Regions from separate parts of the Homo sapiens genome. Here region 2 is linked to region 1. Evidence: read pairs that join two places in POLR2A ChIA-PET (ENCODE). Cell type or tissue: A673. All regions are shown on one strand. Each heading gives the region's core, and the rest is flanking DNA. Links, peaks and the distances in the headings are about the cores only.

The links. ChIA-PET counts read pairs that join two places held together with the same protein. Peaks named below come from ENCODE experiments on the same cell type or tissue, not always from the same donor. Only the 100,000 strongest peaks of a DNase experiment are listed, where the experiment ranks them.
Region 2: POLR2A ChIA-PET joins it to region 1 with 5 read pairs; 3 of 35 experiments call an interaction of 5 or more read pairs at or near these places.

Annotation. Positions count from the first base shown.
Region 1 is chr5:32,569,144-32,577,151 of GRCh38, forward strand. It overlaps LOC124900954 (a long non-coding RNA gene), which reads left to right. Exons shown (of 5, transcript XR_007058719.1): 5 at 1,948-2,589. Among named protein-coding and RNA genes, the nearest start is that of SUB1, 12 kb to the right of the region's middle. RefSeq lists enhancers at 4,018-4,107, 4,398-4,457 and a silencer at 7,383-7,553. In A673, for the core only: no CTCF peak of the experiment used is centred there; no DNase peak of the experiment used is centred there; H3K27me3 peaks cover 301 bases.
Region 2 is chr5:32,385,262-32,389,261 of GRCh38, forward strand. It overlaps ZFR (zinc finger RNA binding protein), which reads right to left. Exons shown (of 20, transcript NM_016107.5): 13 at 3,208-3,413; 14 at 2,288-2,438; 15 at 247-388. Among named protein-coding and RNA genes, the nearest start is that of MIR579, 7.2 kb to the right of the region's middle. In A673, for the core only: no CTCF peak of the experiment used is centred there; no DNase peak of the experiment used is centred there; H3K27ac peaks cover 1,056 bases.

The sequences.
Region 1 (8,008 bases), core at 1,853-5,852:
CTGCCTCCCAGGTTCAAGCGATTTTCGAGCCTCAGCCTCCTGAGTAGCTGGGATTACAGGCATGTGCCACCACACCAGGCTAATTTTTCTTTTTCTTTTTCTTTTTTTTTTTTTTTGTACTTTTAGTTGAGATGGGGTTTTACCATGTTGGCCAGGCTGGTTTTGAACTCCTGACCTCAAGTGATCTGCCTGCCTCAGCCTCCCAAAGTGCTGGGATTACAGGCATGAGCCACCACGCTTGGCCACCATGAGTAATCTTGAACCACATTTTGTCTAGCTTTGGAGATAAACCCTTACTGGGTCTCTCGGTCTCAAAGTTTCCCCTCAGCTCTGACACAGCCTGTTTGTAGTTTAGGGTTATTTTACTTATTCCCCATGATGTCTGTGTTATCTTTCCATTTCCAGATTGTTTATACTCTTCTTTCAGGCTCTCCAAGTAGTATTTCTCTTTTGGCCTTCTGAATCTTATGTTTCTCAGTTTGCTTGCTCCTTTTTCAAGGCAATTGCCAATGTGGTCATCCTTTTTTTTTTTTTTTTTTCCTTGCACTTAATAATTTCTAACTTACTATTTGTGGTAGGTTGAATAATATGTCAATCAATGGTATCCATGTCCTAATCCCTGGAACCTCTTGATTTTATCCCTATAAAGCAAAATAATTTTTTTGCAGATAGGATTAGGTTAAGAATCTTGAGATGGAGAGTTTATTTTAAATTATCTGGATGAGCACTAAGTGTAATCACAAGTGTCCTTATAAAAAGGAGGAAGAGGGAGATTTCATTATGAAAGTAGGAGATGGGACACAGAAGCAAGAGCTTGGAATGATTCAAGAAAGGGGCCATGAACCAAGGAATGCAGGCAGCCTCCAGAAGTTAAAAAAAGGCAAGGAAACGGATTCTTTTCTAGAGCCTCTAGAAGAAACCAGCCCTGCCAACACCTTGACTTTAGCCCAGTGAAACTGATTTTGGACTTCTGAACTCTGGAAATGTAAAACCCTAAATTATTGTTATTTAAAGCTACTGAGTTTGTGGTAATATGCTACACCAACAATAGGAAACTAATATAATATCTTTATGTCACAGTAAGTAGTGCAAACACATTTCTACACTATATACTCCATGAAGGAGGCAGCATCACCTGGAGTTAACAGTACTGGCTCTGGAGCAGTCAAACCTGGGTGTAAATCCTGGCTGATCCCTGTAGTAGACATTTGTCCGTCTCTGTCTACCCAGGCTTTTGAACTTTCTTCCTGTATGAGGCAGAATGTGTTAGTTGCCTTCCTACTGTTCACTCCTCATTTTCCATTACTAACAGCATCCTAATTTGTACAGAGTGATAAATTTCACCATCTTAGGAATAATCAAATTTTAGTCTGGGCACCGTGGCTCATGCCACGTAGCTTAAACTCCAGCACTTTGGGAGGTCAAGGCGGGAGGATCGCTTGAGCCCAGGAGTTCAAGACCAGCCTCGGCAATGTAGTGAGACCCCATCTCAAAAAAAAAAAATCCTGTTTTTAAAAATAAAAAAATAAAAAAAAATATTTTACAGTCTTCCTTGAAATCACAAGCAGCCACTGAAATAGTTCTTGTCAAGTGTTCATTTCTGGGAGAGACTTCAGAGGGGGCCTAAAAAGGGGTTAATTTGACTGGCATGCACCTTTGTCCTTTGACTTATCCTTCCTTCACAGAATGCCACACGCTAAGGATGGTGGTGTGGAAAGGAAGATATATCTTGGGTCGCTAACGGAATTGTGAGGATGACCTTCTAACTCTGGACTGTATCCTCAGACTTCTTGCTTTGTGAAAAGAATAAGGGCCTAGTTTGGTTAAGCCACTGGTTTTTGTGTTCTCTGTTATGTTAACCTTATAATTCATTATTTCTTTCACTCTAGTGGAATTTCTATTTTTGATTCTAGTATTCTAGTACATTGTACATGTATCTGTCAACAGATTCTAAACTCCCTGAAGGAGACAAATTACCAGTGGACAAGAACACAGCCTCTGGAGTCCAATAGGCCTGGTGCATTCATTAGGGTAAGTGGTGCTAGGTGCTATAACAGATAAACCTCAAATTATTTGTGACTTCACACAATATAACCTTATTTCTTCACTCATATGAAGTCGTTTTTAGTACACATTGCCATTTATGGACATAGGCTCTTACCTTCTCATGATTCTTTGCTGCTTAATCTGGCTAGAGTGGTTTCCTGATGTACACAGTGACAAACTCAGAGAGACACAGCTACTTACTAGATTGAGCTATAAGAAACTGATGACATATGAACATAAATACTGTCTACAAAATGGCAGTTTCACATGATTAAACCTAACTTCACATGTGATTTTGAGCAAGGGACTCTCTAAATCCATTTCTTTAGCTATAAAATGGGGTACCAATACTCATTCCCTCCAAGGAGATTATAAAGATCAAATAAGAGGATGTATGCAAAGAACTTCGCATACAGGCTGACACAGAGTCAGTAACTCAAACAGGTTAGGTATGATTTACCCAATGCCTAGCACAGACTCTCTGGCACATACTAGCTATTCTTTAATTATATATATGCATGTATGTATGTATAAATTGAGATAGAATTCACATACCATAGGCTGGGTGCAGTGGTGCTGTAATCCCAGCACTTCAGGAGGCCAAGGCAGGCGGATCATGAGGTCAAGAGATTGAGACCATCCTGGCCAACATGGTGAAACCCCTACTAAAAATACCAAAATTAGCTGGGCATGGTGGTGTGTGCCTGTAGTCCCAGCTACTCCGGTGGCTGAGGCAGGAGAATCGCTTGAACCCGGGAGGCGGAGGCTGCAGTAAGCCGAGATAGTACCACTGCACTCCAGCCTGACAACACAATGAGACTCCATCTCAAAAACAAAAACAAGTCACACACCATAAAATTCACCCTTTTAAAGTTACAATTCAGTGATTTTTAGTATATTCACAAAGTGATATAGTCATCATCACTGATTCCAGAACATTTTTATCACCACAATCAGAAACCTCATACCTGGCTGGGCGCAGTGGCTCACGCCTTTGGGAGGCCAAGGCAGGTGGATCGCCTGAGGTCAGGAGTTGAGGTCAGGAGTTCGAGACCAGCCTGGCCAACATGGTGAAACCCTGTCTCTACTAAAAATACAAAAAATTAGCCGGGCATGGTGGCGCATGCCTGTAGTCCAAGCTACTCGGGAGGTTGAGGCAGGAGAATCATTTGAACCCAGGAGGCAGAGGTTGCAGTGAGCCAAGATCAAGCCATTGCACTCCAGCCTGAGTGACAGAACAAGACTCTGTCTCACAATAAAAAAAAAGAAACCTCATACCTGATAGCAAGACCTTGTCTCTATTTAAAAAAGAAAAAAGAAAAAAAAGAAAAAAGAAACCTCATACCCATTAGCAGTCACTTTACCTTTCGAATGAATCATCTTTGTTTCAAAATGGCTGGCATAGTACCTTGCTCTTCGAATTCACTCTGTATTTATTGATTCTATTGGCATCTCCTGTAGAGTTGACAAAACATTTCTTGTTTATTCAACAACAATGGATAGTATGTCATTTAATTTGTCATTTAATATGTATGTGTGTGTATGTGTGCACACACACACAGCCCCCCCACATTTATGCTCAGGGAATCAGATTCTCCCACACCAAAATAATAAAATGACAAAAATAATAATAACAATAATATTGTTGATAACAATCCTGGTTGTGCATTTTAAAATGACAGAAGGAGGCTATTGTGATATGATGCCATGGGCTTTCCACCTCTGAGAGAATTCACAAAGGAGGCTGGAAAGAAGCGCTCCAGTTTCTACATTCTCACGTGCAATCACCTTCTTTCTCTCCTTGTTGGCAGTCACTGCAGCTCAGCTTGCTGAAAGAGAAGAAACTGAGCCAGTGTCTAAGAGGGTGCCTCAAAAGTTCCTCGACTGTATTAATCTTTTGATTTTAGAACTTTTATAAATAGCACTACTTTGAACACACGCAAAGAAGGGCAAGTCAAAGTGAAAATAGCCCAGTTCTTCTTCTTAGCTAAGAATGCCTCCTTTCTATACCTATGAGATTGGACAGGATGCATCACTGGGGGACTTTGCTTGATTCTGTTCAGAGTCGCAGCTGTAAAAGCAGGTGCATTTTTTTTTTTTGCCATTTGACATTCTTAAAGAAAAGTCATCCTGGAAAACAACCCAATTTAGTATTTGCATTACTCTGCATGGTTGATGGTTTCAAAAGATTAATGTTTATTTTGGGAACGGTTCATCGTTTTTATCTTTGAAACAGTCAACTTCTCTTTTACACCTGCTGTGGCTACGAGAGCACTGTGCTGGCTTGGGTCCTTCATTAAAAGTGTGAGCCGCTGTCAAGAAGGAGAAAGAAATACTGTGCACTTCACTGAAATATATTACCTTTTTTTTTTCTTTCTTTTTTCTTTTTTTTTTTTTGAGACAGGGTCTCACTCTGTTGCCCAGGCTGGCCAGTGGAGCAATTACAGCTCACTGCAGGCCTTGACCTCCTTGGCTCAAGTCATCCTCCCACCTCAGCCTCCCGAGTAGTTGGGACTACAAGCACATGCCACCATGGCCGGCTAATTTTTCTATTTTTTGTAGAGATGGGGGTTTCACTTTGTTGCTCAGGCTGGTCTCAAACTCCTGGGCTCAAGTGATCCACTCTCCTCTGCCTCCCAAAGTGCTGGGATTACAGGCATGAGCCACCATTCCCAGCCCTATTTCCATTATTTTAACTTCTAATGCCTGAAAATGAATAGATACAAGAAGAAACATTTAAATGGAGATGTAACTAATCCAATGGCAAAACATTAAAAAAAAATTAAAATAAAACTTACTGACCAAAGAAAGAAAGAAAAGTAGAAATTAAAATGTTTCACTATTGGGTTCAATGTACATTATTCAGGTGACAGGTACACTAAAAGCTCAGACTTCACCACTATACAATTCATCTGTGTAGCCAAAAACCACTGAACCCTTACAGCTATTGAATTTTTTTTTTTTTTGAGACGGAGACTTGCTCTGTTGCCTAGGCTGGAGTGTAGTAGTGCGATCTCAACTCACTGCAACCTCTGCCTCCCGGATTCAAGCAATTCTCCTGCCTCAGCCTCCCAAGTAGCTGGGATTACAGGCACACACCACCATGCCCGGCTAATTTTTATATTTTTTTAGTGGAGATGGGGTTTCACTATGTTGGGCAGGCTGGTCTGGAACTCCTGATCTTGTGATCCACCCACCTCGGCCTCCCAAAGTGCTGGGATTACAGGCATGAGCCACTGCGCCTGTCCAAAAAGTTTTTTAAAAAGGTCTGGGGTGGGCCAGCCAACTGGTTACACAGTTGTCTGGGATCCCATGGAATATTTAACCTGACCTCTGATGGGAACAGGAAACTGAGACCCAGGGAGGTAAAATGACTTGCCCTTGCCCTGTTATGGTCAATATCACTGTAGGTCTCTGGACCCAGCTCTTTAGCAACCTTTCCATGCCTCTATGCAGCTCCCCATGTATCAGTTCTCTGAGAGAATGCAGCTTGGGCATCTGTAACTCTTAGGTTGAATTCAGGCAGTTTACCACTTCTCCTTGGCTCATAATGTCTAGGACAGCCTTGAATAGGTTCAGAAATCATGTGGCAACAAAATCCCCCCTTGATATCATGGTATATGGGTTATGTTTGGTATTTGCAAAGCAAACAACTGGGATCAAATTCCAGCACTGCTACTTAGCCGCTGTGTGACACTGGTATCTTTGTGTCCTAAGACTGTAATAAATTGTCACAAGCTTCGTAGTTTAAATCAACAGAAATTTGGCCAGGCATGGTGGCTCATGCCTGTAATTCCAGCACTTTGGGAGGCTGAGGTAGGTGGATCACTTGAGGTCAGGAGTTTGAGACCAGCCTGGCCAACATGGTAAAACCCTGTCTCTACTAAAAATGCAAAAATTAGCCAAGTGTGGTGGCAGACGCCTGTAATCCCAGCTACTTGTGAGGCTGACAGGAGAACTGACTGCTTGAACCTAGGAGGCAGAGATTGCAGTGAGGCGAGATCATGCCACTGAACTCCAGCCTGGGCGACTAGAACAAGATTCTGTCTCAAAAAATCAATCAATCAATCAACAGAAATTTATTATCTTAAAGTTCTGGAGGGTAGAAGTCGAAAATCAAGGCAACGGGAGGGCCATGCTCCTCCTGAAAGCTTTAGGGAAGAGTCCTCCCTTGCCTCTGCCTAGTTTCTGGTGCCTGCCCGCAATCCTTGGTGTTCCTCGGCTTGTAAGATGCATCCAAGTGTCTTTCTGCTTTCTCTGGTAAAGACACAGGTCACTGTATTTGAAGCCCATCCTAATTTAGTATGACTTTGTCATAATGTGATTACATCTGCAAAGACCCTATTTTCAAATGTAGTCACAATCACAGGTACTGGGGTTAGGACTTGGGTAGATTTTTTGAGGGGGGTTACAATTCAACCAACTAACTCAGGTAACTCCCTTCACCAATCTGAGTACAGTTTCTTCCTTTCTATAATGGAATAAAACACCTCTCTCCCAGGCTTAATGTGAATACAATGAGATGACATGCATAAGTGCCCGGAATATAGGAGGTGCTCTGAAGATGCTGCCAACTCCCCCTTGGATTTCTTTGTTCCTAAAGTCAAGCTCAGTGATCGCACATAGTAGATAAGTTTGGCAGTTGATTGATTTTCTAAATCAGAAGTGTAAATGCCCAGTGGACTTTGCACCAAAGGACCCAGAGATCTGGCTATGCATTCTCTAAGTGTCTTTTCACAAGGCAAGACTCTCCCAGTCCCTCTTGGAGAATCACTTTTGAGACACATTTACTAGTTCTACCTGCTTTCTCCTTAAATCACCATGGATAGCAGCATCCTTTCTGCACATCTCGGGTTCTGCTTGGATTTAGCATTAACTCCTTGATAACATGTTATGAGGACAAAATCTCTGCTTTCTGTGTGGAATTGACACAAAGATATTTACACTATTGAATTAAGGCTTCTAATTTGGCTTTATAGGTGAGCTCCTAGTCAGAATACTGAAGAATTAATAAAAATTACATAAATGACCTAAAGAAATGTGAATTCATATAGATTGTTTAAAATGGGCAAGTTTTATTAGAAAACTATCCTATTTAACAGCATCCCTGGTAAATAAGAAAACAAACAAACAAAAATGGCTGGGCGCAGTGGCTCACGCCTGTAATCCCAGCACTTTGGGAGGCCAAGGCGGGCAGATCACCTGAGGTCAGGAGTTCGAGACCAGCCTGGCCAACATGGTGAAACCCCATCTCTACTAAAAATACAAAAAAAAAAAAAAAATTAGCCAGGCGTGGTGGCAGGTGCCTGTAATCCCAGGTACTTGGGAGGCTGAGGCAGGAGAATCACTTGAACTGGGGAGGCAGAGGTTGCAGTGAGCCAAGATCACACTGCTGCATGCACTCCAGCATGGGCGACAGAGAAAGACTCAGACTAAAAAAGAAAAACAAAACAAAACAAAAAACCACCAACCAACCAACCAAACCAAAGCAAACAAAACAAAAAATAGAAGACAGAAAAAAGAAAACTATCCTCCAGAGTAACAGTTCGAATTCATAGAGGAAATATCTCATTTGAAAAAAAAGCTCCAGGTCTTTAGAGAAAATAAATTACTAACCTGATAACATATTTCAGCAGAATCTAATGTGGTAGATGTCTCTAGAAGTTTCTTTAAAGGAAAATTTAGAGCAAGGGCTAAAACAAGAAAGAGCAGAAAACTAAACCAGCAGGGCATAAGAAAGCAGAATTGTTGAGGAATTTGCTTAACAATTATAACAGTTGAAGTTCTTTTAGCGAATAAATTAAAAACTCGTTGGAGAGAAATTATTTACCGATTTCTTTACCTTGCTACTTTCTTCTGTGTGTAGATCCCAGTTTTTCTTGTTGGATGCTATGTCCCGGATGGACTTAGTCAGATATACTTCTGCAAGAGTTTCCATTTTCAGTATTGTCCTATTCAGGGA
Region 2 (4,000 bases), core at 1-4,000, 190 kb before region 1:
AGCAAGAAAAGAAAGAAATCAAGAAAATCAATCATACCATAGTGTTTTATATAAAAATACATCACTAAAAAGAGCATTTACTCTGTGGGAAATTATCTTAGGCAAAACCGGTTGCTAAATAAGTCAAATCTATCAAATTCACGTGTAATGCCAGCATGTTGCCTTCTAGGGCTTAATGCCATCTTAAAGAGTAGATAAATGAAAAAAAAAGTTAATAGAAAGTAGAAAGTTTAATGGCTTTCCAACCTCCTTCCCTCATGTTCTCTTCTCGAATAATTGGAGATGTCAGTGTGATAGTGACTTGCATTTTGGGTTCCACACATGAATTCAAAATTATTGCCGCTTCAGATACAGCACATTTTATGTCATACTTCTCAGGGCTTATAACCTGTGTAATGAAGATGATAAGAAACAAATTGGATCTGTTGTATTAACAAACAAAAGCACTTTCATTATGGCTCTTTCACTCTCTTACTACCCTAACCATTCTATATGAGGACCAGATTATATACTGCTCCTTCTAGGAAGCCCTGCCGTACATGCCAGTATTATTAGTCTTACTCCCTACTTTCAGAATTCTGTGTTGAACTAATATTTACCATTGTTTGTATTGTGAGTTATTTGTACATAGGTCTATCTCTCTTAGATAATAAATTCTTGGATAAAAGAAACACTGCCATATTTATAACATATATTTGCATAATTTGAATGAAGCTAAAATAGCTACCTGACCTTAATAGGAGCTACAATTTATTCCCATATTGTACATTTTCTGTGAAATACACATTTTATCAGGGAGCAGAAAGTCTCAGTCAATATCCAGAAAAACCAGGATTTGCTGTAATTTGGTAGACAGGTAATAAGCTCCATTTTATACGAACAAATGAAGACTCTACAGAAACTACATACAGTATTTCCAGTATAGTATCTAGGTTTAAATCCTAGCTCTGATACTTTACAGTGATGCGATGATAGACAAATTATTTAACTATCCTGCACCTATTTCTGTAAGATGGAGAAAATAATTGTACCTAACCTATAGGGTGGCTGGAAGATTAAATGAATCAACTATATAAAGCACTTACTATAGTATAAATTAACTATAAATTAATTTTATTTCACTTGCTTATCCACTTATATAGGTGGGTTTGAAGAGTATTCCACTTTTAGCTTAACTGGTTGTTAGTTATTTAGTTATGATATATTCCTTGGTTTGCAGTTTTACTAAGCACCACAATTAGGATCAAGATGTTTCTCGCAAATTCTATGATTCTTCCAAGGCTTCCAAACCTTTTATTTTCCCCCTTCATTGCCCTAGCAGCCTCAACAGGAGTAAGAAGTAAACACACAACACAGCCAATTCTCCTGGCTCCCGATAATTAAAAAAAAAGACTCATCTACAATAAAAAATTTCCCATCTGGAATAATGGTAATATAAAACAAGCAACAGTAAGTGCAGAGTTGTCAGTTTTAAGTTTAATAGTGTGCTTCATTGTCCCTTTTGTCATCAGTTGCTCTGCTACAGTAAGGTACTGTTCTAATTCACTACTGTAGAATACATGTTACCAATGAAAGCTGATTCCTTGAATTTAGAATGCTTTATTAAATTGCTAGTTTTATACCCTCAATTATGAAAGGAATCACTATTTTAAATCTCAGTCATTCTGACAAGCTAATATATAAAATTTTTATAAATTTAAGCTTAAAAAAAGTTTGTTTTTGTAGGACCCAAATAAAATACTCTATTAGTTTTGCATTGCCATGTTTTGCTGGATGGAGACGAGAAGTATTTCCTACCATTATAAACATGTAGAAAACTGAAAATATTCACAATAAAACTGGGGAAATTAAAATCAGAAACACTATTTTAGTTACTACATTTTATTAAAAGCATTAAACTAAATAGGCAAGAGATTCATGAATTAAAAAAATTTAACCTTGCTACACATGGGATTTTTTTTTTAAAAAATCACTTTGTCCTAACAACTGCCTTCTTATGATTCAAGTCTTGGAAAAAGAACAAGAGAAGGAAGGCATATGCTGCAATTTTACATTTTTAAATAAATCAGCAAGATGGCTTCATGCCAAATATAATCACTATAAAACCTAAAAAAGATGAAGTAGAAAATAGTTTCATCAGTTTGCACAATCAAACAAAAAAACTCAATACAGAAAGTCAAGCCAAAATTTTAAAGGCTGGCTTAGGTTTAAACCGAAGCACAGTCAGTCCCGCCAAAAACTTCTGAACCAGACAAGGGGTAAAAATGAACATTTCCATAATACTTACAGCAAGCTGTTTGGGTAGGTTTTCTGCAATACGGCTTAATAATGTCTTTGAAGGTTTCTCTGAGCACAGCAAAACAAGGTTGACATTTCTATCTCCTCGGAGAAGTAATCCTTTTGCCAATACTCCCACTCGCAAAACTCCTTTCAAAGCTCTGCAGTAAAATAAAATTATATTATGATATTTCTCTGCTTAACCAGAAGCATGATATTCTGTAAACATACAATAGTAAGTGAAATAACTTTTGTGCCATTAAAATTTCCATCAACCGCAGTAGAAAGACATCCAGCATTTTTAGAACTATACTTCATTTAAGCAATGTGGATAAAAAAAAAAAATAATAAAGAGCTAAGTTCTTTACAGAAAGACAACTGCAAAGCAATGGACATTAACACTTCTGTTTCTTATTTCACAAGTCAGAATAATAGGAGTTATGTTTAATGTAATACAAAAATATTTCCAAATGGTAAAAGGAAAATAAAAAGTTACAGCTAATAATGCAAACTTGACATAAAGACATTACTAAAGCTTAGGCTTAATCATGCTTTACAGTCAGTGCTTTAAGGAAATAGTTATTAAAACAAAGACTGAGTGTGGGGCAGAAGCAACAAACAAATAAGAACAGAAAAACAGCAGCTGAGTACAACTGTAAAACTATAATGGCTGCTTTGAAATAGACTCAAAATAGTTTATATAAACTTAAAATGAGTACAATTACGAGGTTAGACACTACATGTGTCCGTGGAACTTGTGTATTTCTATTTTTGCAAGCAGCTGCAGAATACATGAAATATCGAACACAGGCATGGTTAAAACACATAGAACTCACACCAGAGTTACCAGTCATAAGCTATATTTCAAATGTAAGAAGTCCACATAAGAAAAACCAAAATTACACATGGTAAATAACTTTCAAAACACACCTGTCTTTACCTCCCTCTTTCTTATCATCTCCCTCTTTGTTCTTGTTCTTCTCATGTTCAGACAAACTGTCTGAAACGAGTTTTAAAGCACGTTCAGTAATAGAAACAATTTTCTGAACTGCCTGTAACTCCTCTTCAGTTGGATAAATGGTGGCATGTTTTGTCATTACATAACGGTCATCAGATGAGTCAGGACGACGTAAGGGCTACAGAGAAACAAAGTTGCTCAATTTAAAAAAAAGTTTCCTGAGCAAAAGCAAATTATATTTTTCAACTATACATATTTGTTGTATCTTTTCAATAAGAAAGCCTTTATCTTCTTTTTTCCATTTCAGTAAAAACGAAAATGCAAACTATGGAAAGTTATACCATCAAGACTATATGTATGTATGCATGCATGCATGCATGTACACCCACTTTGCCTCAAAACAAGTAACATTTCTAATACATATAAACCTAAAGCTATGAAAATGCTCTTTACTCAACCTTAGAAACCAGTGATTCTGAAACTTTCTTTGCTTTCAGTAATTCAAGTCTTACAACTGCCAACCCTCTGAGCAAAGATAAATGAGAGAACAGGTTAAGGAAGAGAAGTCTACTTTTTTCTTGTAACTGCTCTATAGAGAAACAAATCTTGTTTTTGGTAGACTGAACTTACACAAGATGTCCCTTTTACCCAGCTTCTGCATCTCTCAAGATGCAGATTTTTCCTATAGTCTTAATAACACATCAACTCTGGGGCTTATCTTAAAACCATTTTATCTACCCCTTATCTTTCACTCAATTTAGAAGT